2 separate regions of the Homo sapiens genome follow, and region 2 is linked to region 1. A link is an interaction called in ENCODE POLR2A ChIA-PET data of the cell type or tissue named here. Cell type or tissue: HepG2. All regions are shown on one strand.

The links. ChIA-PET counts read pairs that join two places held together with the same protein. Peaks named below come from ENCODE experiments on the same cell type or tissue, not always from the same donor. Only the 100,000 strongest peaks of a DNase experiment are listed, where the experiment ranks them.
Region 2: POLR2A ChIA-PET joins it to region 1 with 18 read pairs; 14 of 35 experiments call an interaction of 5 or more read pairs at or near these places.

Annotation. Positions count from the first base shown.
Region 1 is chr17:76,668,016-76,676,015 of GRCh38, forward strand. It overlaps LOC105274304 (a long non-coding RNA gene), which reads left to right and starts at 3,913. Exons shown (of 1, transcript NR_130916.1): 1 at 3,913-5,643. It also overlaps a transcript of MXRA7 not described here. RefSeq lists enhancers at 2,758-3,715, 3,685-3,744. In HepG2, a CTCF peak has its summit at 3,102; DNase peaks (open chromatin) are centred at 3,306, 3,776 and 4,556; H3K4me3 peaks cover 2,636 bases.
Region 2 is chr17:76,593,885-76,601,884 of GRCh38, forward strand. No RefSeq gene overlaps it. Among named protein-coding and RNA genes, the nearest start is that of ST6GALNAC2, 12 kb to the left of the region's middle. RefSeq lists a silencer at 7,203-7,497 and enhancers at 7,348-8,000, 7,874-8,000. In HepG2, CTCF peaks have their summits at 267 and 2,856; DNase peaks (open chromatin) are centred at 2,817, 3,357, 3,723 and 4,357.

The DNA of each region.
Region 1 (8,000 bases):
GGAATGAAGGATCTTTAAGGATCTTTCCCCCAGTTCTTGGAGTGCTGCTGCCGTCAAAAAGCCTCCACTGTCATCATGTATGGGGGTGGGGGTGCTACTTCACTGGGGAGAGTAGCTTCACAACTACTCCCCACAGTGTCTGCTCAGCCTCTACTGAGACTGCATCACAGCTCTCCCTCCTCCCTGCGCTGAGTCCTCTCCCTTTCCTCCTCCTCCTGCAGGTCTTGACCTGGGAGCACCCCTAACAAACCTCTTACGTGCCGACCTCCACCTCCATTGGCTTCCTGGAGACTCAACCTGCCACGTATCATGTTTCTCACAAGGACTAAATTGCATAGAACATAAAGTTCTAAGCTGGGCGCTGTGGCTCACGCCTGTAATCCCAACACTTTGGGAGGCAGAGGTGGACAGATCACTTGAGGGCAGGAGTTCGAGACCAGCCTGGCCAACATGGTGAAACCCTGTTTCTACTAAAAATACAAAAATTAGCCAGGCATGCCTGTAATCCCAGCTATTTGGGAAGAGGATGCATGAAAATTGTTTGAATCCTGGAAGGCAGAGGTTGCAGTGAGCCAAGATTGCACCACTGCACTCCAGCCTGGGCGACAGAGAGAGACTTCATCTCAAAAAAAAAAAAAGAACATAAAAGTTTTTATCCCAGAGCTAGACACAGCGAACAATAAACATTAGTTGGTATCATTATACTTTCTTTTCTCTAATGGTTACAAATGAAAAAATAAATAAAATTCCTCTCAAAAGGCCAAAGGGGGCTGGGTATGATGACTCATGCCTGTAATCCTAGCACTTTGGGAGGTGAAGGCAGAAGGATCACTTGAGGTCAGGAGTTTGAGACCAGCCTGGCCAACACAGTGAAACCCTGTCTCTACAAAAAATACAAAAATTAGCCGGGTGTGGTGGCACGTGCCTGTAATCCCAGCTACCAAGGAGGCTGAGGCTGGAGAATCGCTTGAACCCGGGAGGCGGAGGTTGCAGTGAGGGGAGATCACACCACTGCACTCCAGCCTGGGTGACAGAGCGAGACTCTATTTCAAAACAAAAACAAAAAGTCCCAAGGAGAGACCACAATATGTGCTCATGGTGCCATTCTGACTGGGATCTTTTATCTTCAATGCTATATATATATACATAGGTATATACATGCTTTATTGAGATATAATTAACATACCATACAATTCATCTATTTAAAGCATACAATTCAATGGCTTTTTGTACATTCAGAGTTGTGCAACCATCACTAATCATTTTAGAACATTTTCATTACGTGTCCTCCCCCACCAAAAACCCCTGTACCCATCAGCAGTCACTTCTCTTCCCTCCTCCCCACCCCCAGCCTCTGGCAACCATAAATCTACTTTCTGTCTCTATAGATTTGGCTATCCTGGACATTTCATGTAAATGGAATCATACACTATGTGGTCTTTGTGTCTGACTTCTGTCACTTAGCGTGATGTTTTCAGAGTTCATCCAAGTTGCAGAATGTATCAGTACTTCATTCCTTGTTACTGTTGAATATTCCGTGATGTGGATAGATCACATTTTGTTTATCCATGCATCCAGTTGATGGATGTTCTTTCCACCTTTTAGCTTTTTTTTTTTTGAGACAGAGCCTCCATCTGTCACCCAGGCTGGAGTGCGGCGGCGCAATTTTGGCTCACTGCAACCTCTGCCTCCTGGGTTCAAGTGATTCTCCTGCTTCAGTCTCTGCAGTGGCTGGGATTACGGGCATACCATCACGCCCAGCTAGTTTTATTTTTATTTTTGTATTTTTGTATTTTTTTAGTAGAGAAGGAGTTTCATCACGTTGGCCAGGCTGGTCTTGAACTCCTTACCTCAGGTGATCTGCCCACCTTGGCCTCCCAAAGTGCTGGGATGACAGGCGTGAACCACTGCACCTGACCACCTTTTAGCTATTATTTCCGCTTTTTGGCTATCATGAATAATGCTGCTCCAAGCATCCATGTACAAGTTTTTACGTGGACATATGTTTTCATAGGCATATGCCTAAGAGTACGTACATATTCTTTCGGTTATACACCTAAGAACGGAATCGCTGCGTCATTTGGTATCACTTTAATATTGGGAGAAACTGCCAGTTTTCCAAAGCAGCTGCACCATTTTGCATTTCCATGAAGAGTGTGTGAGGGTTCCAATTCCTCCACTTCCCCACCACTTGTTATTATCTGTCTTTTTTATTATAGCCATCCTCGTGATGTAAAGCGGTGTCTTGTTGTTGCAGTTTTTGATTTGCATTTGATTGACATGTTGAGCATCTTTTCATGTGCTTATAGGTTATTTGTGTATCTTTTCTGGGAAAATGTCTATTTAGATCTTTTGCTTATTTATTGAGTCTTATTCAATGTTTTGAGTTTTGTTTTCTTCATCTGTAAAAGAATGTTACAGCCTTCATAGAGCAGTGATTAATGAGAACATTTATTTGCAAGGCACACAGCACAGTGCTCTGCAGGGCACTTGGCATGCACTCCAAAAAGTTATCAAAACTTCCTGTCACCTTGCCTTGCAAGTAGAAACCAAGTGGAGTTCGTTCTGCATTACGTCACCTACCATAGTGTTTTGCATGAAGACAGGCTCAATAAATGTCTGAGAGTAAATGGACCAATTCACAACATTCAATATTCAAATCTGAATCCTCTGTGCTTTGCCCCCTTTCTCCCATTTCTCTCATTGAACCTTTTCTTCCTGGAACAATTTTCTTAATTTTATTCCCCTTGCCAGCTGCCTCCTCTTCTGAAATTTAACTTGCAGTATCATTGAAGCTGAGTACAAAGAGAACCAAAGACACCACCTGTGGCAGTCCCGAGGTGAATGTGATAAACCATTGAAGGAGCTGAGCGTCTGACAGCCTGTGAGCATAGCCTGTCCCATCTTAGTAAGAGCCACAAAAAGTAATTAAAGTACTGAAAAGAATGAGAAAAGGGAGATTTTCAAAAACGCTGATTGCAGACTGAGTTATTTAACACGGTTCAGCAACCGTGGTCTGAGGAATTTTCACTTGTAGAGGACTCAGGCCGCCATCAGGCCCGAAGAGTCCAGGTTGGTGGGGCCACTCCCCGCGGTGTGGAGCCTGCAGGGGGCCACGACTGGGTGCAGAAAAGGAATGTGATCATTCAGCCGAGTGGTAAGTCCAACCCATTTCACGCGCACTCAGCCTGCACTCTACGTGCTCTGGTAAAGCCCAGCTGAGGTGCCTGGGGCAGGACTTGAAAGGGCAAGCACAGGTGAGGGAAGGTGTGACTGTCAGCCCAGTACCAGACACCACGGTGAGATGTGAAGCTGGGTGTGTACGGAACTGCTGGTTTTACCTTAGGCCTGGGACAATAGGGAATGTGAAAAGCAAGGGTGTGTGTGTGTGTGTGTGTGTGTGTCTTGGCGCCAGCTGCAGTACCGCCGTCTGAAACCCCCTGAAACCCTGGGCCACCCTCTGAATCTGCTGCTCGAGGGCAAGCCTGGGAGCGTCAGGGGGAGGAAGGTGGAGACACAGGTGTCCCAGAGGGCAGGGACTGGTTTCAGCTCATCTTGGTATTCCCGGGCCCAGCTTGGTGCCCAAGGACCGTTCGTGGAGCTCATGAAATGCTCCCCCAGGCCCGGCACGGTGGCTCACGCCTGTAATCCCAGGCCGGGCTGGGCCGCATTCTCATTGGACGATGGCCTTTGTCAATCACTGAGGGAAATAGATCTTGAGTGTGGCCGGACATCCGGGGCTTTCCACCCTCGGCGTGGGGCGGGCTTGAGGTGGGGAAGATGGAAGGATGCGATACCCAATGGGGATCAAGGCCTTTGGCTTCGCGGCAGATTGGCAGGTGCTTGAACCACTGAAATGCCGCAGAGGGATACCGGCGCTATGGCAGTGATTGGTTCACTTCGCGGGTGGGTGGTTTTCTCCGTGCGTTGGTCCCTACAGTAGATAAAACGGGCACAGTAGCTAAAATTAACGCCTAAGTAAAACCGCTGCCGGTGAGTTTTGGGAGTATTTTCGCTTTTTTGAAAGTTAGTATTTTGGCTCTCACAAAGCCTCCTGATTTTAGTAGGCTTTCCCTGGAATGACCCAGATTCCTTTTCGTTACCTTAGTTAAGGCACCCCCTCCCCGTGCAGGGTCAGGGTTGGAAAACTACCGCGCTGAGCCCAAATTACCGCGAAGATCGTCGGAAATGTGCGCAACTCAGCTAAAGCGGAGATTTAATGGATGGTATTCAGTAGAAAATGGGACAAGACATGAATGGACAGTTTACAGGAAAAAAAAATGCAAGGGGCCCCTAAACATTTAAGTGGGTGCTCAGCCTTTTTCATAATCAGAAGAATGCAAACGAAAACCTCACTGAGCTAAGGCTTCTGATCCATCAGATTGTCAAAAATCCAAAAGTTTAACAAGCGAGGTACGCTGTTAAGGACAATACAGGAACCTGATCTGTCCTGCATTGTTGGGAGGGAGTGCAAATTTACCTTTGACCCGCAATCCACCTCTAGAATCTACTCTGAAAGTAAACTTGCACAAATATGAAAACAGCATACGCGCAAGGTTTTATTTGTAGTGGCACTGTATGAATTTGCAAGACTGGAAACCATGCAGATGTCCATGAGAGGGGGAGTGGCTGAGTAAACTGGTACATCCGGGCTGGTACTACAGCCCAGCTGACTCTGTGGCGTTAAGAAAAATGAGGAAAACTACAATATTTTCTATGGCGTGATTTGTCTCCAGAGATGATGTATATTGGCTGCTACCGTTAGCAAAAAGAAGCACTGAAACGATAAAACCAAAACTGATAAAATTGATAGCGTAAATGGTGGAGAATCCGGTGGAAGCCCTAGAGGGGTTCCACCAAAAGAAAAATAAGGTGACAATAATAATAGTAAAAAGAATCTGTGGCAGTAGGAATCTGCCAGGCTTCCTGTTCTGGAACCCAGCACTAGACCCGGAAAGGCATGTTTGGCTGGGTGGGCCTCAAGTTACTTATAATTGGTGGCCATGCTATAGCCTGAGTGAAGGATTTCTGGTACCCTGCCGCTCTCCAAAAAGACGTCTCTTTGGGAACTCTAGAACTGGAATGGTCCATCAGCACCTGCCTTTTGGCAGAGAGGGCAGGCCTTTGTACCCCACTAGTGACTTGGTTTGGAGGTGGGCTGCCCCCAGAACAGGATGTAATCTTGGGCAAGGCAGCTGCTGTCAGGCTGGGCACAACCTCCCCCTCAAGGCTGTGAGGAGGGAAGAAAGGAAACAACTTCTACTTTCTTTAAAGTAGGAAACCTCCTCATCTGCCACCTCTCCTGCAGTGAGAAGTAGAGACTAGACGTGGATACTCCCACATAGGATACTGGGGCCTAATGGATGACTGTGGGCCTCCACCAGGCGCAGGTGACCCTGCAGATATGATTCAGAGGCAGCCTCTCGCTGCTGTTCATCAGCAGCCTGATTCCATGTGGACTATACTGTTGCTTTCAGAAATCATGGTCTGCCTGGACCTAGCCAGGCTCACTGTTGAAGTCTTGTTGTGTGCTCTTCCTTCCAGGCCCAGAGAGCTGCCCAGTAGATCAACTTGGGCTTTCTATCAGGCTCTAAGTACAGGCAGGTCCTTAGGACAAATTAGAATAAAACAATCTCAGAGTGATCTGGTCTTAGTATAATTACTTACATTTTCAAATTAAAAAAAAAAAAGGAAAACCAGTAACAAATCAGCCACGGCAGAGAGGGGTACTGGGAGTTGATAGAAAATTTGTCCTCAGTTGTAGGTTACTCTTAAAGCAGCTTAGATTGCATGTTTTCTTCAGGGTCATTGGAAAAGGTGGTTACCGTCAGTCCAGGAAGTGGGGAGCCAGCTAATTGTATCCAGATGGAGGTACAGTGGACGCTTTGAGGGAAGGAGGCCCTGAAACGTCTCTAGCAAGCAGGCTTTGGTAAACAGAACTGCAGATACTGATGAGTGACAGTCCACTGCTATTTGTGTCATGTAGGCAGGCCAGCCTGGGGCAGGGTTCTCAGCAGTGATGGAGGGCAGGGGAGAGATGTAAAGGCTTTGAGACTGGTTCCCATCGCTGGAAAGAGGCTCTGTGCAGCTGAATGCTTTAGGTTCTCTCAACCCCCACACCCAGAGAGAGTTCCATTGGGATTGGCTTCTGTAGGCCTCTGTGGCTCTTAGGTTCTTGGTGGCAGTGACATACATACTGGTGATTCTCTGACATGGCTGCCAGGTAGACATCTTTCTCTCGGTGTTTGCGCTCTTTCTCCCACACTGCTGTTTCTTTCTGCCCTCCTTTATGCTTTTTAGCTTAGATTTGGTTCATTCACTGAAATGAATCTCTGTGAGCTGATGAGAACAATCTCAGATGAGGTAGCAGAAATGGTGTCAACAGAGGCCAGCACTTACGGGGAATAGATAGGAGCCACCCAACACCACAGCAAATCAGCAGTGTTTCCATGAAGTGTCCAAGGCCAGGGGTGGGGCCTGGGCGGTGGACACCCACCACCGAGGAAGAGGAGGATGCTGAGCACTTCAGACACTGGCTTCCGAGTGCCCACCAAGCCCTGTCCTGGACCTCATAGGAAACCCAACTGGAACAGGTGTCTCCCCAACACCCATGCTCCCTTTTATCACAGATCCCCAGTGAAATTCAGTTACCTTCTCCTCCAGATGGCCATGTATTCAGGGGATGCTGGGCCCAGCCCCAGGCTCCAGGGGTCTAGGCCAATCATGCTGGTCCCATGTCCTTGCCCATGATTGGTTGAAACATGGGCACGTGCCATATTCTGGCCAATTGGGATCTGAAGGGATGTGGGGCGGGGACATCTGGACCAGTTCCCTTACGCCTAGAGACGCAAGCAAGACATGCCCTTTTCTTGCTTCTGGATGAGATACCTGAACTCCTGCAGCCATCTTGCCACCATGAGGAGAGCTAGTCTCCAATAAAAGCCCACAGTACGAGGAAGACTGAGCTAAGAGAACTGCAGCTTGAGCTCCGACCATTCTGGGCCTGGAGTTGTTCTAACTCTTGGCTTCTCACGTGAGAGAGCCCTGTTCTTGTTTAAGCCAGTTGAGCTGGAGTTTTCTGTCGTTGCAGTCAGAACATCTTAGCTGGTACAAGTGTACAAAAATTCCTTCAGTTTACTTTTCCCAATGCCATCAGGATTTTGACTCAAGTACACGAGTCATTCCTGTTTGGTATAATCAGAAAAGAAAGGAGAGGGAGAAGAAAGTGGGCAATGGAAACACAGGAGCTTTGCAGTGCAGCCTTGGGAGGGATAAGGGCACCTACGGGTTTGCCCTGCCCACCGATGTGCATTTAGGGGACAGAGACATTAGCTGAGGTAAGGGGTCCCTAAGACCTGAGACAGAACAAATAATTTTTTTTTTTTTTTTTTTTTTTTTTTGAGACAGAGTCTTGCTCTGTCACCCAGGCTAGAGTGCAGTGGCGCGATGGCTCACTGGAACCTCCGCCTTCTGAGTTCAAGCGATTCTCCTGCCTCAGTCTCCTGAGTAGCTGGGATTACAGGCGTGCGCTACCACGCCTGGCTAATTTTTGTATTTGTAGTAGAGACAGGGTTTTGCCATATTGGCCAGGCTGGTCTTGAACTCCTGACCTCAAGTGAACAGAGAATTCTTAAATCATAACATGGTTAAATGCTTTTGACAAAACACATTAAAACAATTTCAAGAAGGAAAAAAGCACTGACCACAAAAAGAAAGAAAAACACTCGTATTTGGATCCAACAACAGACACAGAGAGTGAATGGTCAGCAAGAAACAAAAGGAATCAGAGTGGAACAGAGAGGGGCTCCCGAAAAACCCCTGGCAGGCAAGAGGCGACGGCGGGAAGTTAACCTCATGATGGTGAGCATGAGGCATGGAAATGCCACTGCTCCACTTTTTTTTTAAGGTAGTGTGTTGATTGAGCTTTATTTCAGCAAACAAAAAATATTTCTAAGAACTTGCATAGGTTCTGTCGTTAGCATACCCTCCCTAACTCAGTT
Region 2 (8,000 bases), 74 kb before region 1:
TCGAAGTATGGAGGTAAATGCCAAAGGCTCAGCTGGAAGATTTGAAAGTGGCTGACTCTGCATAGATGAAATAGCAGGAGAGTAGCTGGGGACTACCAATTTTGAAAAACAATATTCTCTCAGGGAATTCACAAGTTGAATTTTATCCTCAGGCCCAGCATCTAGAAAATAAGCCCAAGCTCTGATGCCTCTCATTCAGGGCTCCCAATGAGCTGGACCTCGCCTGCTGCTCTAGTAAGATTCCTGCGTTATATTTTCTGCAACAGCATCACCTACTGTCTTGTAGGCCCCACACGTGCATGTTGCTGTCTCGCCCCATTCTTGTTCCTGCATTCCTCTTTGCCTGGCTTGCTGTTTCTTCCCTCCACCCTCCACCTGCCCCACCATCACCTTTTTCTCCTGCCTTCCTGTGGATTATTTTGCTTTTAGCATTCTGTTTTTGTTTCTTGTTTGTTTGTTTTTTGAGACAGAGTCTCACTCTGTCACCCAGGCTGGTGTGCAGTGGCATGATCTCAGCTCACTGCAACCTCTGCCTCCTGGGTTCAAGCGATTCTCCCACCTCAACCTTCCGAGTAGCTGGGATTACAGGTGCGCATCACCACACCCGGATAATTTTTGTATTTTTAGTAGAGATGGGGTTTCACCACGTTGGCCAGGCTGGTCTCAAACTCTTGGCCTCAAGTGATCCACCGCCTTGGCCTCCTAAAGTTCTGGGATTACAGGCGTGAGCCACCGTGCCCGGCTCCATTGTTTTCTTTATTCCCCATGTTCCATGTTTTCTTCTTTTATCATTTCCTTCTTGTTTGAAGAGCTTCCTTTAGTTATTCTTTCAGGGCAGTTCTTCTGGGGACAATTCTCTTAGTTTTCTTCATCTTGTCTGGACGCTACTGCTTTCCTTGGGTCAGTCTATCTTCGTGGCAATACCACATTGCCTTAATTACTTTAGCTACGTAAACATCTAGATATGTGTGATGTAAGCCCTCTAGCTTTGTGGGATTTCTTCAGTATTGCCTTGGCTATTCTTGGCCTTTTGCATTTCCAAATGTTTTAGAATCAGCTTGTTATTTCTACAAGAATCCTCTTGGGATTTGGTTGGGATCACATTATAGGTTAATGTGAGTAAATGGGATATCCAGAAACATTATATATAGTTCCATGTATTTGGGTTAATTTCTCAATAATATTTCATAGTTTTCAGTATGCAATTGTGCTCATTTTTCCGTAAATGTATACCTAGGCGTTTGGTCCTTTTTTTTTTCAACTTAAACATACTTTATTTACTGATTAAGAACTTATTGTACAGAAAATGTCTTATGTGGTTGATCTTAGCTTTGTTCATGCTGACTTCAGGGGGTCTGGTTCTCTATGCTCAAGATTGTTCGATTGGCCGGGTGCGGTGGCTCATGCCTGTAATCCCAGCACTCTGGGAGGCCGAGGTGGGCGGATCACGAGGTCAGGAGATCGAGACCATCCTGGCTAACACAGTGAAACCCAGTCTCTACTAAAATATACAAAAAATTAGCCGGGCGTGTTGGCGGGTGCCTGTAGTCCCAGCTACTCGGGAGGCTGAGGCAGGAGAATGGTGTGAACCCAGGAGGCGGAGCTTGCAGTGAGCGGAGATCGAGCCACTGCACTCCAGCCTGGGCGACTGAGGGAGACTCTGTCTCAAAAAAAAAAAAAAAAAGATTGTTCGATTGCCGCTGTTGCTGTTGGTTTCTTTTCTTTCAGGCTCAAGGTGAGTACTTTCATAGATCTTAGTTTTCATTCCTTCTCTGGCAATTCTTTCCTGGATTCTTTGCTTTGCATAATTATACCTCCAGTGAAACCAGCATCCCAAAGTCACCAAGATAAATCCCCCTACTCCAACGTCACATGATCTTCTAATTCTACCTTCCTCTGCGCGCGGCTCGCCGGGCTCCAACCGGGGAGGCCATGGGAACGATTCCGAGCCTGCACCCGCCCTCTGTTTGGTGCTTTTTGATGTTATTGTAAACAACCTTGTTTTTAAAATTTCATTTCTTTATTTTTTCATTGCTGACATATAGAAATGCAATGGTTTGTTTAATTACCTGTGTATTGAGATTTTGCTAAATTCACTTTTAAATTTATGTATTTTTGGCCGGGAGCAGTGGCTCACGCCTGTAATCCCAGCACTTTGGGAGGCTGAGGCGGGCGGATCACGAGGTCAGGAGTTCGAGACCAGCCTGAGCAACATGGTGAAACCCCGTCTCTACTAAAAATACAAAAATTAGCTGGGTGTGGTGGCGCGTGCCTGTAATCCCAGCTACTCAGGGGGTTGAGGCAGGAGAATTGCTTGAACCAGGGAGGTGGAGGTTGCAGTGAGCCAAGATTGCGCCACTGCACTCCAGCCTGAGTAACAGAGCGAGACTCCACCTCAAAACAAAAAAATTATTTATTTATTTATTTTTTAGTGATGGAGTCTTGCTCTGTTGTTCTGTAGGCTGGAATGCAAGGGTACAACCACAGCTCACTGTAGCCTCAACCTCCCAGGCTCAAGTGATCCTCCCACCTCAGCCTCCCAAGGAGTAGCTGGGACCACAGGCACACACCACCATGCCTGGCTAATTTTTATGGATTTTTAGTAGAGACAGGGTTTCGCCATGTTGGCCGGGCTGGTCTCGAACTCCTGGGCTCAAGCGATCCACCTGCCTCGGCTTCCCAAAGTACTGGGATTATAGGCATGAGCTACAGTGCCTAGCCTAGTGTTTAATGAGTACAAAGTTTCTGTTATCCATGATGAAAGAGTTCTGGAGATGGACAGTGGTGACCGTTGCACAACATTATGATGTTTGCAATTGTTGAATACATAGAGGGAAGGGTCCCTCTCCTGCCAGGGAAGCTGAAGGACAGATGGCCCTCTCCCTGCTCATGGCAGCCAGAACACAAGCACAGGGCAGAGTCCGCCACCTGGGTGCTCCTGGGACTTTGAATATTGAGAGATTGATACAGAGATGCAGAGATAAAACAGAGTTTCTTTTTGTCGTTGTTGTTGAGACGGAGTCTCGCTCTGTCACCCAGGCTGGAGTGCACTGGCACGATCTCGGCTCACTGCAAGCTCCGCCTCCCGGGTTCACGCCATTCTCCTGCCTCAGCCTCCCAAGTAGCTGGGACTACAGGCGCCCACCACCACATCTGGCTAATTTTTTGTATTTTTAGTAGAGATGGGGTTTCACTGTGTTAGCCAGGATGGTCTCGATCTCCTGACCTCGTGATCCGCCCGCCTTGGCCTCCCAAAGTGCTGGGATTACAGGCGTGAGCCACCGCGCCTGGCCAAGATAAACAGAGTTTCTTACAACTGTGCATGGATAGATCAAGAGTCCACTGGGCTGGTGGCAGATCCCTGGTGGCAGCAATACAATGGCGTTGTCCCAAATGGACAGTTCCAGCAGCAAGATCTTGGATGTAGTCTCACTGCCTGGTCACATGACCACTTATTTGAAGTCAACTTTATACCTTATGAAAGCACTCAGAACTGGATTAAGAAACAGAGGACGTAACTGAGACTTTATGTGTGTGTAGGCGTGGGTGTGTGGTGAGGGCAGTGCCACCCAGTGACCTCCAGCTGGTACTCTGAAACTGTGCATGCCTCCCCAGCCTCCAATCTACTCTGGCTGAGTCCTCTTGGGAAACTCCCAGAGGCTGCACTTTCCCCCAGAATGCAAGACCAGGCAAGCTCTCCTTTTTGCTGCTGGTCCCTAGTGACAATCTCTCACCTCAGCACCAAAACAAAGCAAGTCCTCACCTGCTCCTTTCCCCAGGGAGCCCTGGATCTCAGATGTACTTGCCAAGTCCTGTGTGATTGCCTCCCTGGCTGCTGTCTTACTTCAGAGAGGCAGTTGTGGGGACAGACAGAGTCAGGGACATCTGCTCCAGCCACTGTTCCCCGAGAATCCCGTAGCTGGGTTCCCTTGGAATAAAAAAAGGAAGTGGGGAGGAATGCCAAGGAAGAGGACACTTCGAACATCTCTGAGCTTCACACACTCCAAACGGCAGTAGAGCACTTAAGAGAGGGGACTCCAAAGCCCAACAATCTCAGCTCTATTTGTTAACCGTGTGAACCCAGGGGAAATTACTTAGACTCTCTATGCGTCAGTTTCCTCATCTATAGCACAGAAATGATGATAGTACCAACTTCAAGAGGATTGCTGTGCTCATTAAATGTGCTTGCAACAGTTCTGGAAACAGGAAGCACTATACAAACGTTGGCTGATACAGTCCTGAACAGACTGAAAAGTGATGTGTTGGGGACAGACCTAGGCCTTGAGAAAGACTGGGCTCTTTGTGGAGGAAGAACTACACTGCCAGGCATTGGACAGGGGAAGAGCTGGACTCTGCCTGCAAATCTGGTGTCACCAGATGTGTTGGATTGCTGACAAAGATGGCATTGAATGCACAGCCCTTTGCAATGTGACTTTGTCACTCCTCCTAACAAGAGGCTGAGTCTGTTTACCCACCTGCAGAATGTCGGCAGCTGCATGGGTAACCCCAAGCCAGAGCAGAAGGAAGCTGATCCCAGCACAAATTGCTGATCTGTAAAATCATAAGCAAATACATGGTCATTCTTTTAAACCTTCAGATTTTGGAAGACTTGGAGGGCAGCTTCACAGGTAGTGAAGTTGTTCTTGGGCCCTGTCTTTAGGGTAGAGCTGCTGCTTACACCTGGGGAGCCCCAGGAGTGGTGACATTTTCTTCCTGGGCTCCAACAGGTGCCTCATGATGTGCTGTTTGTTCATCCCTTACCCACAAAGATGGAAGCTGTTATTTCTTATATCACTTCTCTGTTTTGTTTTTTTTTTTTGTTTTTTGTTTTTTCTGAAGCAAGCTCTTACTCTGTCGCCCAGGCTGGAGTGCAGCGGTGCCATCCCAGCTCACTGACCTCCCAGGCTCAATCATCCACCTGCCTCAGCCTCCTGAGTAGCTGGGACTAAGGTATGCACCACTACACTCAGCTAGTTTTTTGTATTTTTTTGTGCAGATAGGGTTTCGCCATGTTGCCCAGGCTGGTCTCAAACTCCTGGGCTCAAGCGATCTGTCTGCCTCAGACACCCAAAGAGATTACAGGCATGAGCTCCCGTGCCTGGCCATCACATACTTCTTGAAAAACTCTAGATGCTGGACCTGGTTGCTGGGCAAATACAAAGCTGTAAGCAGGTTAAAAGAGAATGGCTAATTTGGGAGGACTGCACAACCAGAGGAAGGGAGACCAAAGGAAAGGAGACACCCAGAACTGTCTCCTACTGAAGGAGAATGAGGAAAGGACCAGGTGGGAACTTTAATCAAACAATTATAAGTGTCCTTGCCGGGCGCAATGGCTCACGCCTGTAATCCCAGCACTTTGGGAGGCCAAGGCAGGCCGATCACCTGAGGTCAGGAGTTTGAGACCAGCCTGGCCAACATGGTGAAAACTCGTCTGTACTAAAAATACAAAAATTAGTTGGGTGTGGTGGTGCGCACCGTAATCCTAGCTACTCAGGAGTGTGAGGCAGGAGAATCACTTGAACCCGGGAGGCAGAGGTTGCAGTGAGCTGAGATCGCACCATTGCACTCCAGCCTGGGTGACAGAGCAAGATTCTATCTCAATAATAATAATAATAATAATAATAATAAGCATCCTTGGGCCGGGTGCGGTGGCTCATGCCTGTAATCCCAGCACTTTGGGAGGCCAAGGTGGGCGGATCACCTGAGGTCAGGAGTTCAAGACCAGCCTGACCAACATGGCGAAACCCCTTCTCTACTAAAAATATAAAAATTAGCTGGGCATGGTGGCAGACACCTATAATCCCAGCTACTTGGGAGACTGAGGCAGGAGAATCGCTTGAACCCGGGAGGTGGAGGTTGCAGTGAGCTGAGATTGGCCCAATGTACTCTAGCCTGGGTGACAAGAGGGAAATTTCATTTCAAAAAAAAAAAAAAAAAGGAAGTGTTGCAAGCTTCCAAGGGCAAACGCATTTCCGTAGAAGGGAAAGAGAATTAACCTAACATTGGACTCTCTCTTGTTTCTAACATGAGAAGCTGGAGAACAATTTGGCAAGAGGACAAGTTTCTTGTGAGACGCGTGGGTATATTTATACATTCACAAATGCCCCCAGCCAGAAGTGATGTGTGTCTCCACGCCCAGCTAAGCACTGTGATGAATGATTCTGCTCTGGTTGTCTAAATGGTGTCTGCCTAAGTGAGAAACCTACCTATTCCCTTGGCCCAAACCCCTTTCTTGCCAAGCCTCTCTTCTGTACCCAAATTGTATCGCCTGACATGGTCCTGATTTCACTAGCCCCTGACTCTGAGACAATGATACTCATTGCTGTTTTCTAATACCCCCGAAGCAACGAGCAAGGTTAGACGAGTCCGATGAATCTGTAAGAGAGGAATTCTCCACCCATGCCTGGGGTTGGCTGTGTCAAGAGTTTGTCTTTCATCTCCTCCTACGCTCAGGAGTGCTGTGTCTGTGCAAAATGGCAGGGCGTGCAGACCCTGTTTCTTCCTGCCCTCGCGCTCAGCTAAGGGTAGACACCATATCGTGCATCACCTTGGGTGTGCTATTTGCCTTGAGTTTTTTTTTAGGTGGGGCTGGGGGGACAGGGTCTTACTCTGTCACCCAGCTTGGAGTACAGTGGCGCCGTGATCATGGCTCACTGCAGTCTTGAACTCCTGGGCTCAAGCTATCCTTCCACCTCAGCCTCCTGAGTAGCTAGGACTATAGATGCGCACCACCACACCTGGCTAATTTTTGTACTTTTAGTAGAGATGGGGTTTTGCCATGTTGCCCAGACTGGTCTTGAACTCCTGAGCTCAAGGAATCCGTTTGCCTTGGCCTCCCAAAATACTAGGATACAGGCATAAGCCACCACACCCAACCTGCCTTGAGATTCTGAGGAAGCTGGTGTGTGCGTGAGTGTGTGTGTGTGAGTGTGTGTGTGTGTTTGTGTATGTGAAGGGGGTCGGGGTCAGGCCTCTAGTTCCCTGTTCCCCAGTGCCAACACAGAACTATTCTTTGTGCCCACCCAGTATGTGATAATCCAGAAAATGCCACATTTTTGTATAAACCGATTTGCAAACAATTTTGTAGATAAGTATAAATCCTCAAGCTTGGTACAGTGTACTTTTCTCCTTCTGTGAACACAATGTTTGACTTTAAGCTTTCCTTTAAATACCAGTCAAAGCAGGGAATAGTGACTTATGCCTGTAATCCCAGTACTTTGGGAGGCCGAGGTGGGCCGATCGCTTGAGCCCAAGAGTTCGAGACAAGCCTAGGCGACATCGTGAGACCCTGTCTCTACCAAAAAGAGAGAAAAAAAGTTAACTGGGTGTGGTGGCACATATGCAGGAAGCTAAGGTGGGAGGATCGTTTGAGCCTGGGAGTTCAAGGCTGCAGAGAGCTGCAATAGCGCCACTGCACTCCAGCCTGGGTGATGGGGTGAGACCCTCTCTCAAAAATAAATACATACAGTCAACAGGACATGTGAGGACTGCCATGGAGACCAGCATGAATGCAACACTATCCTCTGAGTACACTTTAGACTTTCCATTACTATCACCAGAAAGGGGTCCCAATCCAGACCCCAAGAGAGGGTTCTGGGATCTCATGCAATAAAGAATTTAGGGTGAGTCCAGAGTAAAGTGAAAGCAAGTTTGTTAGAGAAGTAAAGAAACAAAAGAATAGCTATTCCATAGGCAGAGCAGCCCCAAGAGCTGCTGGGTGGCTATTTTTTTTATTTATTTTTATTTTTAGTAGAGATGGGGTTTCATGGTGTTAGCCTGGATGGTCTCAATCTCCTGACCTTGTGATCCACCCGCCTCCGCCTCCCAGTGGGTGGCTATTTTTATGGTTATCTCTTGATCATATGCTAAACGAGGAGTGGATTATTATGTTTTCCAGGAAACGGGTGGGGATTTTTTGGAAATGAGGTTTCCTCCCCCTTTTAGACCATATAAGGTAACTTCTGAACGTTGCCATGGCATTTCTAAGCTTTCATGGTGCC